Regions from separate parts of the Homo sapiens genome. Here region 2 is linked to region 1. Evidence: chromatin contacts called from ENCODE Hi-C or POLR2A ChIA-PET data. All regions are on one chromosome and are shown on one strand. The core of a region is the stretch at or near the end of the contact, and the rest is flanking DNA. Distances in the headings are between cores, read along the strand shown. Region 1 has its middle 44 kb from the start of MKLN1-AS. Region 2 has its middle 78 kb from the start of MKLN1-AS.

Evidence for each region. A loop is a pair of places that touch in the nucleus more often than their neighbours do. ChIA-PET counts read pairs that join two places held with the same protein, here RNA polymerase II (POLR2A). Pooled maps may share reads with other maps.
Region 2: a loop to region 1 is called in a map of gastrocnemius medialis, with 6 times the contacts of the local background. The contact joins two enhancer-like sites. A Hi-C loop is called at or near these places in 5 of 168 maps with a recorded cell type or tissue (CD8-positive, alpha-beta T cell, ascending aorta, gastrocnemius medialis and 2 more) and 5 of 50 pooled maps. POLR2A ChIA-PET finds 5 or more read pairs at or near these places in 8 of 52 experiments (A549, HEK293, HepG2 and 5 more).

What each region holds. Positions count from the first base shown.
Region 1 is chr7:131,280,882-131,287,176 of GRCh38, reverse strand. It overlaps a transcript of MKLN1 not described here. Among named protein-coding and RNA genes, the nearest start is that of MKLN1-AS, 44 kb to the left of the region's middle. Within about 2 kb of position 2,436, at least 17 of the 41 ENCODE cell types and tissues checked have a DNase peak (open chromatin) inside an H3K27ac peak, as active enhancers do; they include gastrocnemius medialis, heart right ventricle and psoas muscle, where a contact is called at or near this core.
Region 2 is chr7:131,246,355-131,252,649 of GRCh38, reverse strand. It overlaps a transcript of MKLN1 not described here. Among named protein-coding and RNA genes, the nearest start is that of MKLN1-AS, 78 kb to the left of the region's middle. RefSeq lists an enhancer at 6,027-6,295. Within about 2 kb of position 3,379, at least 5 of the 41 ENCODE cell types and tissues checked have a DNase peak (open chromatin) inside an H3K27ac peak, as active enhancers do; they include gastrocnemius medialis, heart right ventricle and psoas muscle, where a contact is called at or near this core.

The DNA of each region.
Region 1 (6,295 bases), core at 1,187-3,686:
CCTGATCACTTTAGCTGGACATTCTTTTGCCTGCCTTTTATATTCCCTTTGGTACTTTTTGTTTTGTTTTGAGACAGGGTTTCATTTCACTCTGTTACCCAGATTGGAGTGCAATGGCACGATTGTGGCTCACTGCAGCCTCAATCTTTAGGGCTCAATCGATCCTCCCATCTCAGCCTCCCAAGAAGCTGGGCCACAGGTGTGCACCACTACTTCCAGCTAATTTTTTTAAAAGTATATATGGGGCCTTGTTATGTTTCCCAGGCTGGTCTCAAACTCCTGGCCTCAAGCCATCCACCCATCTTGGCCTTCCAAAGTGCTGGGATTACAGGTGTGAGCCACCGTGCCTGGCCCATTGGGGCTCCTTTTGGGACCACTCATATGCCTCAAACTATATGCTCCTGAGTTGTAGTTCTTTTGTTATATAAATATTGTTTTATCCAAATAAGATTATGACATTCTTATTCGAAACAAGAACCTTGTCTTGTACATCTTTGTAGCCCATAAAAATCTTAGCACAGTACTTTAAACAGAGTGGACATTCTGTAATTGGTAAATGAGAAAGAAACCTTCCATTTGTCCATCTGTAAATGGAAAATAACAATTTCTACTGACTTGCCTCTCAGAGATAATGATGGCAGTGCTTCCTGGAAACAATTTTTTGTACCTGTAACAGAATGATATATCTGAAACACCCATTCCTACTGAGGCAATTCCTTGGGGGAGGAAAAAAAAACAAAGCTACATTTACTTTTAGCATGTCCTCCATTCCACGTGCAGATGAAACTGCTTGCAGATCACCCCACAAAGGAAAAGGCAGGGGATAATTAAGAAAATATAAGAGCTGAGGACTGATATCTTCTTAGGAACTTTGATTCATTCAATAAACATTTATCAAAGAACTACTATGTTAAAATATAGTCCATTGGCCAGGCGCAGTGGCTCACACCTGTAATCCCAGCACTTTGAGAGGCCAAGGCAGACAGATCACTTGAGATCAGGAGTTCGAGACCAGCCTGGCCAACATGGTGAAACCCTGTCTCTACTAAAAATACAAAATTAGTCCGGCGTGATAACGCATGCCTGTAATCCCAGCTCCTTGGGAGGTGGAGGCACGAGAATCGCTTGAACCCGGGAGACGAAGGTTGCAGTGAGACGGCGCCACTGCACTCCAGCCTGGGCGACAGAGTGAAACTGTGTCTCAAAAAAAAAAAAAAAAGTCCATAGATGCTGAGGAAACACACGCAGAGAATAAGGCATGATCCCAAGTCAGTAATTGTCACGCAATATGATGAATGGTTTTTATAAGAGCAAAATGCTATGGGGCCAGAAAAAAGGGAATGACTAACTATTGATGGGAGTTTCACCAAAAAAACTCACAATCAAGCTGGTCTCTTAAGACTGCATCAGGCAGAGGTGAAGTCAAGGGCATTCCAGGACCAAGAGAAACAGCTTTGCCTGAGCTGTTGCCAAGCAAACCACACCCTCAGCTCAGCCCTATTGTATCTACAGAGGCCTATTTTTATTCTTTATCCTCATCGCTACTTTTTAAGAGAAGAAAAGAATGCTGACTTCTTCCCTAATTTGCATCCATGTATTTTATATGCCAAAGAAAGGTGATTGTCAGGAGGGAAAATAGAAGTTGACTTTCGGCAAGTCCAATTACGACAGGTCCTCACATCCATCTGATAATAAGTTAACATGGAAACGCTTACCTTTGCTGAGCTTCTACCTCATTTCGGAAAATTGGGTTAGGCTATCCTGTGAATGCAGTACCAGGGGGAAAGTGGACAAGGTATGAGCGCATCCCGTGTCTCATTGCCCCACACCAGGAGGTTCATCTTTGGCAAACACTCCTTGAATGGGAATTATGGCTGAGGCCCTTTTTCCTCCCCTAGGCTGACCTTCACATCACTCCTCAGGGAACAACTCTGCCTAGGGCACCGCCCAGCTTCCCTCCCAGGCCAGCCCTGCTAGGCCTCTGAGACCAGAGCCGTGCTGCTTATGAGTGGAAGAAAGGAGAAAAAACTCTTAGGACAGCAGCCAGGAGAGAATGAAAGACTGGCCAAACCCACCAAGGAGCAAACGGTTCCCCATCCTCACCCTGCAGCTTCTGCTGGAAAAGCGGGGAGGCTGGGGAACCGGAATCTCAGCCTCAGAGTACGCATCACTTATCCTTGTTTTCTCAAGAAGCCTCTACCTTCCAGGCCCTGCCAGGAAGCTGGCAGCATTTTCCTGAAGCAGTAATAACAAGGACAGAGCGTTCTAGCCTGCTGGAGCCTGCTGGCTGGTCACTCTTTCCACTGCCTTTTGTTTTCATGCATCATTCCCCTCACTTGCTTCTCAGATTCCTCAGGGCTTTGAAAAAGCCACAAATGCTCCACACAGTGACACCACCCAGCGGGCTGGCAGACATAGCTGACAGGCACCTTGCCCTAAGCGACCGCACGTATGCAAGCCCTGACAGCTGATACCCAGCCACACACCTGGTGAGAGGGAAGGCAGCACTTAGAAAGGGCCCACCCTATTCACGTAGCTGGCAAAGGTAGGGCTTTAGATCAACTACAGCCCAGTGCACTGGTAAATCACAGACCGCTTTTTTATTCAAAGTGTATCTGTATGTTGGACAGTGGTACTTCCCCACCCTTTCCTCAAACATCTAAATCCAGCCAACATAGATGCTACCAACAGAGCACCAGAGTAACCTCAGCGTGACAATCCACATATCAATATATTAGATCATATACACATGCATACTTGGAGCAGACTTAACTTTATTTGTGTTTTAGAACCACCTGTAGCCTATTTCAAACCACACTCCAGAGTGAACCTATCAGAATCTATGAAAATAGGGCTTAGATATGTGTATTTTTAAAAAACTTGACAGCGTTGGTTAGAATGTGGGACAAGACAAATTCTTGTATATCATTGATGAGATATATAACAATTGGTTCAGCTGCTGTGGACAGTAAGCTGGAAGGCAATCTAGTCAAGTCGGAAGTGCGCATATCCTATTCCCTAGCAATTTTTGTTCTAGATATATTCCCTAGAACTCTCACACATGTGTTCAAGGAGACGTACACCAGGGCATGATTTACATCATGATTTGGAATAGCAAAAAACTGGCCATAACAAATATCCACCCACAGGAGAATAGATTCTAGAACATTTACACAATGGAGCACTACATTGCAGTATTATATAATATAATGTTATGTTATATAGAATGGATTAGCTCTACAAGTACCACAGATAAATCTCCAAATCACAATGTTGAGAAAAAAAGCTACAGAAAAAAATATGTACACTATTTACATACAGGTTTAAACATGCAAAACTTGCCTATTGTGTAGTAAAACTATAAAAACATGTGGGAAGGACACTCACAGTCTTCAACAGATTGGTTACCTCTGGAGAGAGTTGAAATGAAAGGGCCTTCTCGGCCGGGCACAATGGCACACGCCTGTTATCCCAGCATTTTTGGGAGGCCAAGATGCGCAGACAGCTTCAGCCCAGGAGTTCTAGACCAGCCTGAGCAACATCATGAAACCCTGTTTCTACAAAAAATACAAAAATTAGCCAGCTGTGGTGGTGCATGCCTGTAGTCCCAGCTACTCGGGAGGCTGAGGTGGGAGGATCACCTGAGCCCAGGAGGTCAAGGCTGCAGTGAGCTGTGAGTGCACCAGTGTACTCCAGCCTGTTTTGGGCAACAGAGTGAGATGCTGTCTCAAAAAAAAAAAAAAAGAGAAGAAAGAAAGCAGTAAAGAGAGAGAGAGGAAGGAAGGAAGGAAGGAAGGAAGGAAGGAAGGAAGGAAGGAAGGAAGGAAGGAGGGGAAGGGAAGGGAAGGAGGGAGGGAGGGAGGGAGGGAGGGAAGGGCCTTCTCTTGTAACTAGAAGGTTTTATCATGGCAAGCCGTTATTATTTATTAAATCTGGATAATGAGTCCATATCCCACAGGTAACTCTGAGGGTCATGGCCATCGACAGCGGAAGGATCTTTTGAGATTCTTAGATTCTCAGTTACAGAAAATAAAAGTTTGATCTGTATAATGAGCCATCCCCATAAACATAAATGACACTGAAGAGCCCTCTCAGTAACGTATGCAGATTGAGATGCTGTTCATGAACGGAGGAGCTGTTGCACAGGCCCAATTCCCCTCCCTTACTAGGTGCCCGTGTGACCTGCTGGCCTTGTGAGCATCCTAAACAGAGTCAGAGCTGCAGTGGAATGAAGATGAGGATTGGTCCACGTGTGGAAATCATGACTATAGTCATATCCAGAAATTTCCAAACCTGGCTGAAAATCAGATAAAACTTTTAATGCAGTTGTCCATGCCCCACCATCTGAGAATATGATACAATAGGTCTGACATGAGACTCTGGAATCTGTATATTTAAAAGGCTTGCCAAGAGATTCTGATGATCGCCAGGTTTGAGAAATGATAACCAACCATGGTTATATTCTATTAATGTTTTCAAAGAAGATGGGTAGGAAGAGAAAAGGGAGAAAAGGAAATAAGAAAATTAAAGAAGGAAGGGGAGAAAGAAGGAAGGGAAGGAGGTGAGCCTTCGAACCCAGCTCAGATCCCTCCTCCTCTATTTCTCCTAGACCTCTATAGCCTCCACGTCCCTCCTCATCCCCTGAACTTGCTAGATCTCTAATCATCTGGTAACATTCATTTGGCAATTATGTACTTCCCTGTATGTTGCTGTCAAGGGCTACTGTTTAATCAATAAGTTTATGTCTTACTTTTTGAATTAGGCTATAAGCTTCTTCAGGACAAAGACCATGTTTTCTTCATCTTTCTTTTTTTTTTTTTTTTTTTTGAGACGGAGTTTCACTCTTGTTGCCCAGGCTGGAGTGCAATGGCACTATCTCGGCTCACCACAACCTCCGCCTCCCGGGTTCAAGCGATTCTCCTGCCTCAGCCTCCCAAGTAGCTGGGATTACAGGCATGCGCCACCATGCCCAGCTAATTTTGTATTTTTAGTAGAGATGAAGTTTCTCCATGTTGGTCAGGCTGGTCTCAAACTCCCAAACTCAGGTAATCCACCCGCCTTGGCCTCCCAAAGTGCTGGGATTACAGGCATGAGCCACCATGCCCAGCCCATCTTTTTATTTCTAGTGTCTAACATGATGCCTCCCACAGAGTAAGCAGTAAAGCACCATGATAAGAGTATAAGATAAAACAGGCTCAGAAATGTGGCAGTGGCTGGGCATGGTGGCTGTAATCCCAGCACTCTGGGAGGCTGAGGTGGGAGGACGCTTGAGGCCAGGAGTTCAAGGCCAGCCTGGGCAACATAGTGAGACCCCCATCTTTGCAAAAAATTTAGAAATTAGCTGAGTGTGCATGTGTAGTCCTAGCCACTCACAAGACTGAGATGGGATGATTGCTGAGCTCACAAGTTGGAGGTTGCAGTGAGCTATGATCATGCCACTGCGCTCCACCCTGGGTGACAGAGCAAGACTGTAAACAAAAAAAAAAAGAAAAGAAATATGGCAGGATACAAGATCAATAAACAAAAATCAATTGTATTTCTATACACTAGCAATGAATAATCCTGAAAAATGAAATCCAATGCAATCTCCATCAAAATCCCAACTTTTTTTTTATTTTACAGAAATTGACAAGCTGATCATGCTATTCACATGGAAATACAACCCAAAATAGCCAAAACAATCTTGAAGAGGAAGAACAAAGTTGGAAGAGGCATAGTTCCTGATTTCAAAACCTACCAGAAAACTACAGTAATCACGACATAAGGCATAAGGATACACATATAGATGAATGGAATAGACTTGAGAGACTAAAAATAAACCCTCACATTGGTATTGAATTGAATTTCTGAAGAGTGCCAAGACAATTCGATAGGGAAAGAACCGTTTTTTCAACAAATGTTGCTGGGACAACTGGATACCTGTAAAAAAATGAAGTTGAACTCTCAACACTATACAAAAAAAAAAAAGAATAACTCAAAATGGATCATAGGCCTAAATGCATGAATTAAAACTATAAAACTCCTATCAGAAAACAAGAGTAAATGTTCATGACCTTGGATTTGGCAATAGTTTCTTGGATGTCGCCAAAGCAGAAGTAACAAAAGAAAAAAATAGATAAATTGAACTTCAAAAGTAAAATCTTTTGTTCTTCAAGTAACACCATCAAGAAAGTGAAAAGACAGTCCACAGGACAGGAAAAAATCTTTGCAAATCATGTATCTGACAAGGGACTCATATCCAGAATATTTTTAAAACCCTACTACTACTCAAGAATAAAAAGACAAATGACTCAAT
Region 2 (6,295 bases), core at 2,130-4,629, 35 kb after region 1:
ACTGTGTTAAAATATTCATCTTGCCTGGGTGCGGTGGCTCACACCTATAATCCCAGTACTTTGGGAGGCCAGGTGGATGGACCACGAGGTCAGGAGATTGAGACCATCCTGGCTAACATGATGGAACCCCGTCTCTACTAAAAATACAAAAAAATTAGCCGTGTATGGTGGCATGCACCTGTAGTCCCAGCTACTCGGGAGGCTGAGGCAGAAGAATCACATGAACCCAGGAAGCGGAGGTTGCAGTGAGCCGAGATCATGCCATTGCACTCCAGCCTGGGTGATGGAGCAAGACTCCATCTCAAAAAAAAAAAAAAAAAGAAAAGAAAAAAGTCCTTTCACTATGATCCCCAAAACAATGCATGTGGTTTACATTGTGTTTATAGTGGAGCAATTTTCATTAAATCAAGTCCATTGTTTTTCCCCCTACTGTTCTTCGTGGTGGACACCATGCATCTGTGAGGTATCTGTCCGGGCTTTTGGGCTATTGCTGCTTTGAGTTTGTGAACTCCAGACTGAAACTTGGCCTATATATAATTTGTGAAAAAAGGGGAATAGGACATTTGGGATTTCAGGTTCTGATCTTCTGGTCATGGTCTACCATTTTAAACCAGAATTATGCCTCATCTTCCCTAGGCACTGTTGTTTTTGGTTGCCTAAAATGAAGTTGGGGCTGGGAGTGGTGACTCATGCCTGTAGTCCCAGCACTTTGAGAGGGTGAGATAGGTGGACTGCTTGAGCCCAGGAGTTCAAGACCAACCTGGAAAACATGGCAAAACATCTCTACAAACATCTCTACAAAAAATACAAGAATTTCTTGGGCATGGTGGCATGTGCCTGTAGTCCCGGCTACTTGGGAGGCTAAGGTGGGAGGATCGCTTGAGCCCAGGAGGACAAGGCTGGAGTGAGTCTTGTTCACACCATTGCACTCCAATCTGGGCAAGACTTGAGTAAGACCTTATCTCAAAAAAAAAAAAAAGAAAATGTTGCTTCCTAGACAATTCACTTTACAATTATGCCCAACTAACTTTGGAGCAAAGTTTGCCTCCAGCAGAATCTTTATGAGGGCCTTATGGTCCTGACTTCATTTTTACTGATCTTAATAAGTACCGCCATCAGCCATTTGAATACCTTGGAGATGGAGGTCAGCAAGTCCCAACAGTCATTACAATGGTTAAAGTCAGTCACTTCCCAAAGACTAGGTCTAATAAGCTCATGTATAAGATGAGGACTTTGGCCAAAAACCCCTATGTGTGAATTGAGAGCAACCGGCCAAAGCCAACCCAGCTTTCTTATGTGCAGCAACCAAAACATCACCCTGCCCGGTAGGCAGTGTTGTTGCAGCACAATAAGGTCGTTTAATATCTTTGGTGCTCAAAGGGGATTTCTTGCTTAATGATTATAGAGTTTTTGTTTCGGAAGATGGTAAAGCTTTGGAAATAGATAATGGTGATGGTGGTTACACAAGATTGCGAATATACTTAATGCCACTGAATTATACACTTTAAGATGGTCAAAATGGTACACACACACACACACACACACACACACACACATCTGGGCCCCATTGCTGCTGGCTGTCTGTCCAGAACAGTCTTCAAATTGCTTAATAACAACATCTGATCTGAGGCTTCACCAGCATCTGAGTTTTCTGAAGAGCTCTGCAGGTTTTCTGTGTATTACTGCTATTAGCATGGCAAACAAAAAAAAAAATTAACTTCCCATATCTATACCTGTTTCTCCAGAAACCTGTTACTTTACTCACACTTGGGAGTGATATGCAGCAACTTGGAGTCCAGGGATGTAGAAGGACTTAAGATGGTGTACGTACATTTGGAGTTAGCCTGAGTCGGCATCTGCTTCCCTGTGCCCTCATCAAGTCGTACCTAAAATAACTAGCAGGATCATTAAGTGGCTTACCCCAATCCTTCTCAATTGTTAGACTTAATCTAGAATTATGACGATACAACCCCCAATTAACTGCAAATTGTTTTGAACATCCTTTTCTGATTGACTATGTCTTTTTCCTGTTTATCTGTTAGCCCACCACAGCCTTGTGACCCAAGGCTCTGGAATGGATCAGCCCTCCTACTCACTCCCTCCTGCGTACACCACATCTCCATGGAAACAGCTTGTCAGGCCCTGCTTGGCTGCAGGTACTAGAGACCTCTCATCTGCAGCCTCGGTCCTGCAAGATTCAGTCTTAACAAGCCAGGCCATGTGTTAGGAGCCTCTTCCTCTCTAGCTAGTGGGATCTGGAATTGTCACCAAGCCTCCTTTAGGGGACACCGGGGGAGTCCCCAACTCCACTGAGTTGCCTTGACCTTCCTCCACTAATATTCAGGCCGATGGAAGGGTCTCTTCCCTGGGTTCCCGCTTCAGCCTGCACTCATCATCTCCTTCCAGCAAGCCTTCTCCTCCCATCATCTCCCCCCAGCCACCAAAGCTGAAGCCCCTCTGAGCTCTTCAGGACTCGCCTGTGGCTGATCGCCATGGTCAGTTGGGGCAACTCCTTTATATCTCTCCCAGTCTTCTTTTTCTGCTTCCCCGTGGTCTCTGCTATAGGCTGGGCCCACATTATTTCCTTCTTCAATTACTGCATGATTCTACAAAGTGGTCCTCGTACTTCATGCTTGCTTTCTTTGCATCCAATCTTCACATTAAACCACTGAGAAAACGTCCTCAAAAGGCAGACCTGCCCCTCTCCTTCCCTGACAGAAAGTCAGTTAGTGGTTCCTGACCCTTCCAGATAGAATTCTGACCTGCCAGCATGACGGGCAAGAGGACACTTATAATCTGAGCCATGCTCCCCTCTCCAGCAGCATCTCCTGCCCCTTCCCCTGCATATTCTGATGTCAGCCACAACAACCCCCTTTGCATCCCCAAGGAGCTACGTGTTCTCTCTAGTCTCTGTGGCTGGGCACTGCTGCCACTCTACCTGGAGGGCCCTTTCTCCTCCCTTTCTGTATAAGCCTTCCATGCATTCTTGGGAGAGCGCTCCTGACTCTCCAATTTGAGGTAAGTGCTCTTCTGAATTCTCCTAATGCTTCCTGTGCTTGTCCCCATTGTGCCTCTCTGCTAAACTGTCAGTTCCTTGAGAACAAGGAATATACCAGCCTCCAGCTCAGTGCCTAGCAAGGTCAAATGTCTGTTGTATAAGTGAAAGAATGAAGAATGGGCATCTGGAATAAACATGTCTCCACACAGTGATTATAAGTACATCCTTTACCAGAGACTTCTTTTGTTGGGTGCCAATCATCCTCCAGATTGCACCAGCTGTGAGTGCTACATTGCCAAGGCATTGCAACTTGGACTGCTGGCCTCCATCCTGGAGGGCACTTCAACAAATGGGTCAGTTGCCCCAGCTCAGCTCTGGCTATCCCTGGCTGCCCCAATTTTGTTAGTCACCAGGGAGATCCTTAATGACCTCATGGCTGAACCCATGTGGCCTCTGTCAGCAGCTGGAGAGCCATTCCTAAGAGCTGAGATCGTGAGTCAGCCCTCATCTCATTGCCCAGGGAAGATTCCTTTCTCACTGGTTGTGTAACTTCACTCAGGCTATGTTTTCCTTAGTGGAGTCCAAGATTTGGAATCATTGTAAGAGGAGAAAATGGCAGGTAATCTCAGGAATGGAAAAGACCAGTTATGTTTCTCCAGGAGAGGGTTTCTTGGGGTGGGAGAAGGTGAGGAAAGTGGTAAGTGACCAGTGTTCATAGATAAGTAAGTAAATCAAAGGAAGACTTGAATGTATATGGATTCTTGTTCCCAGAGAATATAATAGATTATCTGGGAAAGAAGCCAGGACAAGAGAGACCTCTCAGCAGAGGCAGGTGCCCACCCATGTGGGTACATAGTGTGGTATTAAACAGCATTCAGCCTTCATCCCTGTTCCATCCACTTTTTCCTAAATCAGCAACACATCTCTTCTCCAGAAATGAGAAACCAACCAACTTTTCACGGTGAACCTGGACGAGATGAGAAAAAAAATGGATTTTGCTTCAGATTGAGTTCCCTTGCTACCAGTAAAGGGTTTACACAGAGGTAAACCCTTTAGGTAGAGGACGGAGCAACACAAAGGCACAATCTCACTTCTACCCCCTACAGTAAGTAAGCAAAAGATCCATTAAATGAGAAAATGTATGTGAAAGCACTTAGCACGGTGCTTGGCAAATGGATGAGAGTCAATAATATTGACTTTTTTGTTGTTGCATCTATGCTCAGTATAAGAACCCATAAGGCAATTTCGTTTGTAGAAAGGATAACTGGGGTACCAGCAGAGATAGAGGGGTAACTATCTCTAGCTGGCTGAGAGTTACATTTTTGCCAGTAGAGACTCTTTCCTTTGACTCTATTAAAAAACAAATACCAATTAGAGGCAAGACACTGTCTTCAACATTTCTATTTTACTATTAGTAGCTGATTATATTCTTTTTTTTCTTCTCACGTCTGTAATCCCAGCATTTTGGGAGGCCGAGGGAGGCAGATCACTTGAGCCTAGGAGTTTGAGACTAGCCTGGGCAAAATAGGGAAGCCTCATATCTACAAAAATAAATAAATAAATAAATAAATAAATAATAAATGTAATTAGCTGAGTGTGGTGGCACATGCCAGTAGTCTCAGCTACTTGGGAGGCTGAGGTAGGAGGATTGCTCGAGCCCGAGAGTTCACGGCTGCAGTGAGCCATGATGGTGCCACTGCACTCCAATCTGGGTGACAGAGTGAGACCCTGTCTCAAACACACACACGCACAAACAAAACAAAACAAAACAAAACAAAAAAGGCAGTAGCAGAGAGAAGTTAAAGGCATTAAACATCATAAATGGGGGAAATGTACAAATCTATTTCTTAACGCTAAGACAAAACCCTGCCAGTTCAAATGGGAATACTACTAGTCTAATAACTTCTACTATAGAAATAAATAATTTTAACAGCTGTAAGGTTCTAACAGAGATGAGACAGGAAATGTGGAAACCAAGGAACAACCCAGTCATTTGCCTCATACTGGGGCAGTTTTGATTGGACATTTAGGAGCGGTGGAAGTGGCATCAGTCAACAACTTAGAAGGTATAATTGTATTTGAGGGGGCAAAGGTAAACAGAAATCACAAGCACCTTCACACATATAAAGCTCTCAGTAAGCCAGGCATGGTGGCTCACGTCTGTAATCCCAGCACTTTGGGAAGCCCAGGCAGGCAGATCACAAGGTCAGGAGTTCGAGACCAGCCTGACCAACATGGTGAAACCCCATCTCTACTAAAAATACAAAAATTAGCTGGGCGTGGTGGTGCGTGTGCCTGTAATCCCAGCTACTCAGGAGGCTGAGGCAGGAGAATCGCTTCAACCCGGAAGGCAGAGGTTGCAGTGAGCTGAGATTGCGGCATTGCACTCCAGCCATGGTGACAAAAAAAAAAAAAAGAAAAAAGAAAAAGAAGAAAAGGTAAAAAAAAGCTCTCAGTAGGCATCTTCCAACTCTGCTTCATGTATCTTAACACAATGAGAAGTTACAACTCAGAGTACTTGGAAGTGCTCCATAGTGTTTGTTTAACCAAAATAAACAACAGAACAAAACAAAACTTGTACTTGTCAACACCAGTTTGCCATGTCCCACACTAGGTTTAATAAAGTGATCAGATTAATAGAGGCTCTGAAAACAAGCTAACTATGCCCTACATCTGTACAGTACTACCACACACACACATTCCACTCTCAACAGTGCCCTGAGATAGGTCAGCTTTACCCTCTCCATCTACAGGTACAGAAAGAAACCACATCACAAGAAGCAAAGCAGCTTGCTCAGATTAGCAAGATTGTCCTAGAATCCAAGATTCCAAACTCAGAATTTAATAGATAAAGTTAAAAGTCTAAAAACAGCCAGGCACAGTGGTTCACACCTGTAATCCCAGCACTTTGGGAGGCTGAGGCGGGCACATCACTTGAGGCCAGGAGTCCAGCCTGGGCAACATGGCAAAACCCCGTCTCTACAAAAAATTAGTCAAAAAAAAAAAAAGACTAAAATCACTTTATTGGAGGAAGGGGGATTTTCCTTAGTATTGTAATGAAGAGCTGTTACAGTTCAATAATTAAAAGGCAAAGACTGCAATAGAAAAATCAGCAAAGGACATGAACGAACAAATCATAAAAGAAGATCTCTGTAGCAATCAAAGAAATACTTTATTGTTAAACAGAATCTGCCTAAAATGTGGGTTTAGAGCTCTCTTCTAAGATAACCCAGACTAGACTTCATAGTCTAGGGTGAAGCTTTATGGGCCCTTTTTCTTGTCCTAATCCCAAACCCG